Regions from separate parts of the Mus musculus genome. Here region 1 is linked to region 2. Evidence: chromatin contacts called from ENCODE POLR2A ChIA-PET data. All regions are on one chromosome and are shown on one strand. Each heading gives the region's core, a stretch centred on a gene start or an enhancer-like site at or near the end of the contact. The rest is flanking DNA. Distances are from core to core; before and after follow the strand shown.

What was found. ChIA-PET counts read pairs that join two places held with the same protein, here RNA polymerase II (POLR2A).
Region 1: POLR2A ChIA-PET joins it to region 2 with 10 read pairs in embryonic stem cell. The contact joins the promoter of 1700052I22Rik here to the enhancer-like site in region 2. POLR2A ChIA-PET finds 5 or more read pairs at or near these places in 2 of 5 experiments (Patski and embryonic stem cell).

Annotation. Positions count from the first base shown.
Region 1 is chr12:80,922,367-80,927,028 of GRCm38, reverse strand. It overlaps 1700052I22Rik (RIKEN cDNA 1700052I22 gene), which reads left to right and starts at 2,582. Exons shown (of 2, transcript NR_033786.1): 1 at 2,582-2,801; 2 at 3,441-3,597.
Region 2 is chr12:80,793,837-80,798,404 of GRCm38, reverse strand. The region is part of intron 1 of Susd6 (sushi domain containing 6); the gene reads right to left. Among named protein-coding and RNA genes, the nearest start is that of Susd6, 5.6 kb to the right of the region's middle. Within about 2 kb of position 3,216, at least 1 of the 3 ENCODE cell types and tissues checked has a DNase peak (open chromatin) inside an H3K27ac peak, as active enhancers do.

The sequences.
Region 1 (4,662 bases), core at 1,333-3,832, 130 kb before region 2:
CATTCCTTTAGAACCAGAACTCAACTCGGGAGGCAGAGGCAGGTGGATCTCTGAATTTGAGGCCAGCCTGGTCCACAGAGTGAGTTCCAGGACAGCCAGGGCTATACAGAGAAACCCTGCCTCAAAAACAAACAAACAAACAAACAAACAAACAAACAACAAAAATAGAGCAAGAACTGTTGAAGCACTTGATGCCCTAGTGGGTTATCTCAAAGATGAGACAATCATAAAACCGCTTTGGCTAGGCCTCTGGAACACTGCCTATCTCTTGCCACGTCATGCTCTGTGCTACCGCAGGACTTTCCACCAAGAAAGAATATTATCAGACAGAGCCCTTTGACCCAGGGCCTGAACCATGAACCTAGTGAATCTCTTGTCTTTGTAAGTTGCCTAGCTTTTGTTGTTGCTATTAGCAACAGAAAATGGACAAGGACCTGTGCTTACAGTCCCGTGAAATTAGTGTTTTTTTTTTTTTTTTGGTTTTGTTTTGTTTTTTTTGTTTTTTTTTTTGGTTTTTCGAGACAGGGTTTCTCTGTATAGTCCTGGCTGTCCTGGAACTCACTTTGTAGACCAGGCTGGCCTCGAACTCAGAAATCCGCCTGCCTTTGCCTCCCTCGTGCTGGGATTAAAGGCGTGCGCCACCACGCCCGGCTTGAAATTAGTGTTATTAACCTGGTGGGAAGGAAATAAGTACACATGGTAAAGGAGGCAGAGCCCATCGTGGGGGATTTACAAGATTAGGGATTCAGGAGACTGGGTCAGGCTGGAACTCCAGGGAGCAAGGACACCTCTTAATGAAGTGTCATTAGGGACAAGGACAGTGTTGTAGTTACGTTTTTTCCAGGAAACCTTACTTAGTTCAGGAGACAGGGGCACGGTGTGCGGCTGGCTGGAAAGGATTACTTTCAAGGGCAAGAGGTTATAAGGCCTTGGCTGCAGTCCAGTTGGAGAACCCAACTATTATGGTCACAGTTCACCATGCCTGAATAGCTCTCCAAACTCCGTGCAAAATGGAGTACTCCCATTCTCAGTAGGGCTTCCCTTTATTTGCCTAATTTTACTTGGAAAGCGTCTCTGAGCACAGGCGCCTGGCCTTATTTGGGCCAAGACTCTGCACAGAGCCTCCTGCAAGCGGGGCCTGATTCTGCACTTAAGTCCTGCTCAGCCCTTCCCTTCTTCTGAAGAACCCTGCTTGGTGCTTCCACTCCCTTAGCCCTGTGTGCTGGTATCCAACAACCCCCCGAGGAAAGGGAGACCCACACAGTCCCTTAAGAACGCTGTTCTAGGTTCTGTTAGAAAGGGCAAGTCTGGGGCTGGAGAGATGGCTCAGTGGTTAAGAGCACTGACTGCTCTTCCAGAGGTCCTGAGTTCAATTCCCAGGAACCACATGGTGGCTCACAACCATCTGTAATAGAATCTGACGCCCTCTTCTGGTGTGTCTGAAGACAGCTACAATGTGCTCATATAAATAAATAAATAAATAAATAGATAAAAACAAAACTTTAAAAAAAAAAAAAAAGAAAGGGTAAGTCTGGAGGTAAAGATGATTGAATCGGCCGGGCGTGGTGGCGCACGCCTTTAATCCCAGCACTTGGGAGGCAGAGGCAGGTGGATTTCTGACTTTGAGGCCAGCCTGGTCTACAAAGTGAGTTCAAGGACAGCCAGGGCTACACAGAGAAACCTGTCTCTCGAAAAAAAAAAAGATGATTGAATCGATACAAGCATTTGCCACCAAACATGACCTGGATTCCATTCCTGGAGCCCATGTGATTGATAGGAGAAAAGTGGCTGGAGAGACGCTAAGCCATCTCTTCAGCCATCCCCTTACCAAAAGGATGGATCTTATTTTAGTCAAATAACAATTGGATCACACAGCATTCAAGAACAGTTAAATAATAAGTTAATCAGATATTAAAGCTGAGCAAGGGTGTCAAACACCTTTAATCTCAGCACTTGGGAGGCTCAGACAGGTTGATCTCTGTGAATTCGAGGCCAATCTGCCTACAGAGTGAGTTCCAGGACAGCCAGTGCTATACAGAATAAGCCTGTCTCAACCCTACCTCCCCTCCAAAAGGAAAGATTGGTCTTTAAACATTAATAACCAATGATGTCACTCTTGACTGTGACCTTTCTAGTATAAAACCACAGTCAGGGACTAGAGAGATGGCTTAGCAGGTAAAAGCATTTCCTTCTCTTTCAGAGGAACAGAGTTCAAGTCCCAGGATTCATGCTGGAAGTCACAACCAGGAGTAACTTCAGCTCCAGGGGACCCAACATCCTTCTGACCTCCTCAGAAACCTGCACACATCTGACGGACTCTCTCTCTCTCTCTCTCTCTCTCTCTCTCTCTCTCTCTGTGTGTGTGTGCGTGTCTGTCTGTCTGTCTCTCTCTCTCTCTCTGTCTGTCTCTCTCTCTCTCCCCTTCCACACAGAGTAAATAAAAATAACACTACTTTAAAAATAAAAACCATATGCATGCTCAGTGGCCACCAATCTATTCAGGCCAGCTTCCGGAACTTTGAGCTGTGTGAAGGAACCACTGTGAACTCTTTGTATTGTTGTCGTCAGCCTCTGTAGAGCTGTGGGGGAATCTCAGCAAGGGTTGGAGAACCAGTTCCACCTTGGCACAGTGCCAAAAGGAAGGCTTTGAGCAAGTCACCAGCACTAGGACCTTCTCATGAGCTTGCAGAGGAGCTGAGCTCTTGGCTAATGGGGGAAGGTCAATCTTGTGAACAGCAGGCTGTGCTGAGTATCAAATCACAAAAATCAGACCACTTGACTCCTAATATGAACAACGGATGGTAGGTCAGGGGCCTGGAGTCATGAACCCAATGACTGGCCCCTGTATTATCTTTAGATTAATATTACTTCTCCAGGCTCCTGGTGAGCATTTCTTCCCTTTTGTTTCCTGGGTTGCAGTCACTTAAAAGCGGGACCGTTTTCTAGGCCACATTGGGTCACTTAAATGAAAGCACTGTGGAGCCTTCTTGATCTAACCGTTTTTATTGTCGGGTTGTCTCTCCTGGTCTCTTCATTGTTTTCCATGGCCAAGCTGTTTAAGCTGCAAGGAGCCAAGCAAATTCTATGTCAAATACTGGACCGTGGCCATTTGCCTCCCCCCACCCCCCTGCCACTTACGCGTACCTCATCCATAAAGCCCCACCCCCACCAGGTTCTGCCTTGGGAGTCCAGGACATGGGGACACCTGCAGCCCCACCCTCCTTTACACCTGAGGAAACAAAGTAGATTTCAATGTCCTCCCTAGACCTGTCTGGCAAGACAAGATTTTTGTCAGGTCCTGCCAGCTCAGGGACTTTCTGATTAGAGAGTTGCCAAGGTGCTTTTCTTGCTTCAAAGGCAATGCAGTGATCCCGAGATTCCCACAACAAACACATAGCTGTTGTGAGCGTTTACTTTGTTTCCATTTATCTGTTACATAGGGACTTCTCAGAGGAAAAGGTGAAGTCAAACAGATCAGCAAGACAGATCCAAACTACCAGACGCTGACATCACCTCTAATGTTCTGCAGTTTTCTCAGACCCCTCTTCTACCTAATACTCACTTATCAAAGTCAACATTAAAACCACCTGATGACAATATTGTGACCCCCATCTCAGTCATTTTTATCGTGATACCTTAAAGGGACCAGCACATTTCTGAATCCAGATGGCTAGTGTTATTGAAGCCTTGCTTACTTTTTTTTTTTTTTTTTTTTTTTTTTGTCTGTAGCGTTTAAACGCCGGAATCACGACACTGAGGCTTAGCTTGGTGGTTCCACCTGTAGTCCTGGCACTCAAAGATCTGAGAGGGATGAGGCAGTATCAAGGCTATTCTGGACTATGGGAGTGAAACCCTGTCTTTGTTAGGTCTCAAAGAAACCCGGGAGAAGGCTCTTGCAGTACCTGTGGCTCCTCCCAGCGCTCTTCACCCCACCCTCTACCCTAAACCTGCCTCCCCCGCCTGCACCTCCCCCATCCCTGCAGCGGCTGATTTTCCGCTTCCCGCTTCCCTTCCTCCAATCCCATCCCTGTATAGCCCATTTTAGCTATGCTGCGCTCTTTCCCTCTTGGTCTGGTTGCCTTTCTTGGTGTGTGGCTCCTCTTCTTGGCATGTCTTCTAGGCTCTGCCCCACAGTTACCTGGCAACAGCCAGGTGTGCCTGACTCACTATATGCTCTTCTTACTATCTTCCTCTCTACCCTCTCTGTCCCTTCTCTTTCTGGTCGCGTCTCCTCCCCCCCCCCCCCTTCCTTCCCTCTCCCTGGCTTTCTCTGTCTTTACTACCCTCTCAACTCCTCTCCCCATGCCCTAAATAAACTCTATTCTATACTATACCTTCCTGTGGCTGGTACCTCAGGGGGAAGGGATGCCTCAGCCTGGGCCCACCGAGACACCACCTTCCCCCACACCTGATACCACACGTGCCTCTACCAACCAGGTCCTGGGCTTCTTTTTCTTCTTCATAAAACACAACACCTCTGTTGTTCTCCCTCCCCCTCTATCCTCATGGTCTTGTTTAGTCTGCCTGCCATGTTCAGGCCACCGCCATGTTCAGCCTGCTTTCTCCCTTATATCTACAATAAAAATCTTCTCCGCACTTCAGTAGTAGCCATGTTCTCCTTTTATTTCCTTTTTTTTTTTTTTCATTTAGTCACAAAAACAA
Region 2 (4,568 bases), core at 1,967-4,466:
AAGAGCTCAGTTCCTCAGATTTGTACATTCTCTCATAGCCATCTTCCCCTATCTTGAGGTTTTTCTCCCCAGCAGGTACACAGAACTGCAGGACAATTTTTACAAGGAAAGGAAAAACTTCTGAGAACTACAGATCACATTTAATAATGAAAAGCCCCAAGAAATGAAAACACACATCCACACAAAAACTTACACAAAAATGTTTTTAGTTGACTGTGGTGTCACATGGCTATAATCCCAGCACTTGGGAGGTTGAAGCAGGACCACCTCAAAGCCAGACTAGAATACATGACTGTATTTAAAACAAACAAAACAAAAACAAAGAAACAAACAATGTTCTTGGCAACATTGTTCAAAACCCAAAAGGAAAGCAATGCAAATATCTATCAGCTGATAAGTAAGGTATAAAGGAAATAAATAAACTGGGACTGAAGCCAGCAAATGCTCCAAAAGCAATAAATCTTAACAATAGTAAATGGGGCTGGAGAGACAGCTCAGCAGTTAAGAACATCAGTTGTTCTTCCAGAGGACTCTAGTTCTATTCCCATCACCCACAAGGTAGCCCACAATTGATTGTAACTCCAGCCCCAGGAGATATAACACCATCTTCTGGCCTCTGGGAGTACTGTATGAACACAGTACACAGGCAAAAACACCCACACACATTAAAAAGAAAAAAAAAAGTAACTGGAAGTGAAAGAAGCCAGTTACTAAAGACTACATATACATATCACAATTACAATACCACGAAATGTCTGAGTAGGTAAGCATACAAACAAAGTAGGTGAGAATAGTCTAAAATTGGATTGGTGTGATCTTATTCAACCCCGCAAATATACTAAAAACAGCTGCATTGTTTATGCAAATATCTATCAATTAATGTATAGACTGGGTATGGTGGCATACACCTTTAATCCCAGCACTCAGGAAGCAGAGGCAGATAGAGCTCTGTGAATTCAAGGCCAGCCTGGTCTATATACTGATTTCCAGGACAGCCTGAGCTACATAGTGGGCCCTTGTCTCAAAAAATAAGAAAAAATTTAAAAATGGTACATCTATACAAAGAAATATTATTCAGTAATAAACAGAATAAAGCACAGATACATGCTCAAACCTCAAAAGCATGCTAAGTAAAAGAAACCACATAGGTGAATTTTTATGATATACAAATTATAAGCCAACAAAACTATTTCTTTAAAAAGGCATTATTGACAAAGTAAAATGCTAAATGCCAAAAAAAATCTCCCTGAGTAAACTTATATATATATATGTGTGTGTGTGTGTGTGTGTGTGTGTGTGTGTGTGTGTGTGTATATACATATATATATATATATTACCATATGAAGCCATTTGATCTATTAAGGATGAGTCATAGGAAAATGCTTATGGAATAATGCTGGGAAAAAAAAAACAAAATTCAAAACAAGATGTTTAGGGTATACCAGAAAAGACGGAAGAAACAGAATATACAGAATACACAGAAAAGATAAGTTAGGTTACACAATATTTATTTATTTATTTATTTATTTATTTATTGAATGTATATGGGTACACTGTAACTGAACGCATGGTTGTGAGCCTTCATGTGGTTGTTGGGGATTGAATTTTTAGGACCTCTGCTTACTCTGGTTGCCCTACTTGCTCCAGACGCACCAGAAGAGGGCATCAGATCTCATTATGGGTGGTTGTGAACCACCATGTGGTTGCTGGAATTTGAACTCAGGACCTTCAGAAAAGCAGTCAGTGCTCTTACCCACTGAGCCATCTCACCAGCCCCACAATAATTATTTTATTTTGACTTGTATATTCTAATCTGTCTGCAATCTTCTCTCACTTTAATGGCAATTAAAGAAAAAATACCCCTCAATCTTCCCTCAAGCAGTCTGCAGAGACAATTACAATTTAAGATGAAAATAAGCAACCCACTTTCTTGGTTCCCTTTTTCAGAATTCCATCCACTAAGTTCTCAGAGATCTTCAGAGAGCAGCCCAGAGAAGAACTGGACTAACGGAATGCCCAGAAGGCACTCTCATTCATAGCCTAATCAAAAGTCAAAACCTAGCTCAGCCAAAGAGAACTTCAGCAAAGTCTAGAGGAAACTCTGCCAGGCAGTGGTGGTGCACGCCTTTAATCCCAGCACTTGGGAGGCAGAGGCAGGCGAATTTCTGAGTTTGAGGCCAGCCTGGTCTACAGCAGAGTGAGTTCCAGGACAGCCAGGGCTACACAGAGGAAAACCTGTCTCGAAAAACAAAAACAAAAAAAAAGATAACTCCACTCTAATCTTAAACTTCTGTGGATACACAGGCATGTCACTGCTGGTGGTAATTTGGATTTGGGCAGATGAGATACATGTCCCTCCTGGAGAAAAGTTGGTAGGAAAAGGAAGTTTGGAAGAGTCCCTATTCAAATCTCTTCTCTTGAGGTTTTGCTCCTACTCTCCAACTAGAGGAAAAAAGAATCCTCAACTATTTTCTTTTCAACATAAAAGAGCCAAGTAATAAAGAACTGTCCGTCTGCACAAGCACTGACTCTGCTGCTGTCATGAAGAATCCCAGGCTAATTTCCCAAGTCACAAAAAGTAAAAACAAAACACTTGTACCAACTGCTACTCTGGAGGGGGTGTATCAGGGCACACAGCTACCAGGTAATTTTAGAGCTCTCTCAACACTGGTCACATTAACAAGCAAGTGTATCTGTTTCTGCTTGAGAATGCTTCACTAAGATCCTGTTTTGGAAGTACTTCATGAATTTTTGGCAAGGGAGACACATCATAGATAACACAAGAGTCTGAAACCCCACTCAGTTCTCACTGCAACTGCTGTACTCCCTGCTACTCTTAAACCCAGTACCTTCACAGACTCAACTGTCCCTCCACCTTGGGAGTAGCAGCTAGCCTTTCAGAGCAACAGCAACCCAGCTCAACACTACTTCCAGATCTATCAGATTCTGGAGACCTCTAGACTCAGCTGAGAACCAGAAGACAAAAGAGCAAAGGTTTCCAGCTGGTTTCCAGCTCCCACCCCCAAGATTAAAGGGGGCAGACAAGCACAGATACGAGGCTGGAAGATGACAGGTGCCTGCCAGACTCCTTTCTCACATAAAAGACTTTTTACAGGGTAACACTCCAGAGCATACATCAACCAAAGAAACAATTTCTACTTACTTGAATCTTAGCCATGATGTAGAAAATAGATTTTCATATCCAAGGTCTGCCACCTCAAGTTTTGCCTGACTGCTTCCTGGGTCTCAAGATCCTAATCTGCATTCTTCCTTCCCATCAGCAAGCTACCGCCTCCCACATAAACCACAGTATTTGTCACTGCTTTAACTTTTTTAAGCATCCTACAATGTGCTCATATACCTATGAGCATGAATTTTCTAAAAACCATTCAACTAGGTGAAGACTCAATGTTATTACATATGTAGATATTCTGGCTTTGATTGGCTTTTTGTTTGTTTTGGAAACAAGGACTCACTAAGTAGCACAAGCAAACCTTGAATTTAAGGTCCTCCTTCCTCTTCACTCCATGGTTTGAACCTGTCCTAAAAGTCCAGGTATTAGAAAATCCTCAAATTCATGTATTCATATTCTATTTGGAGGTAGGACTAGAAGGTGGATGGATACATTAGCAGTTGCCAAGATTTTACCATGTGATACCCTGTGCCATGTTATGATGTAAGACACTGGTGCCAAGCTCTTCAACTTGCTGTGAGCCAAATAAGCTTCCCTTCTTTTTTTTTTTTTTCGAGACAGGTTTTCCTCTGTGTAGCCTTGGCTGTCCTGGAACTCAATCTGCTGTAGACCAGGCTGGCCTCGAACTCAGAAATCTGCCTGCCTCTGCCTCCCAAGTGCTGGGATTAAAGGCATGCGCCACCGCCCAGCTAAGCTTCCCTTCTTAATGATTTACCACATCTCAGGTTTTTTTGTTACAATAACAGAAAATGGACTGAGACTGAGAGTGATCTCGGCATAGATAGAATCTTCAAAGAAACCAAAAGAATTTCTTGTCACATATTTTGTTTCAATGTTTGCCCTTAACCCAAATATCATAATCTTCACATTCAACTCTGCAACACAGCAATTCTTGCTTTTAAAGTGTGTGTGTGTGTTTCCTTTATCACTTTTTTCCTCCATTCTCCTACTACTTGAGAGAATGTTCCCAGCAGGAATCCCATGAGTTCAAGGCAGATAGAGGAAGGAAAATGAATTTTGTTCATCAGCTCCAACTAGATCACATGCCAATCCAAGAGCTCAGTAAAATGTTTTATGTGTGGCAGACAGTGGGCTATCTGGACCACCACTTCCTCTCATGAACTATCACTTGGTAAAGGGGAAAGCAAGGTAAAACACAAGCAAGCACCCACCGTGTTCTTTGGCTTTCCTTCACTGCCAGCAGAGGTTCTACTTTATTCTCCCAAATCACCTGGTTGGTACTGAAATGAGGAAAATCATGTTCCCCGGTGAATCTTTAACTTTTCTCTTGGTTTTTACACAAGGTCTCACTTTTTAGTACTGGCTGTCCTAGAACTCACTATGTTCAAACTGGCCTTGAACTCTGCCTCTGCCT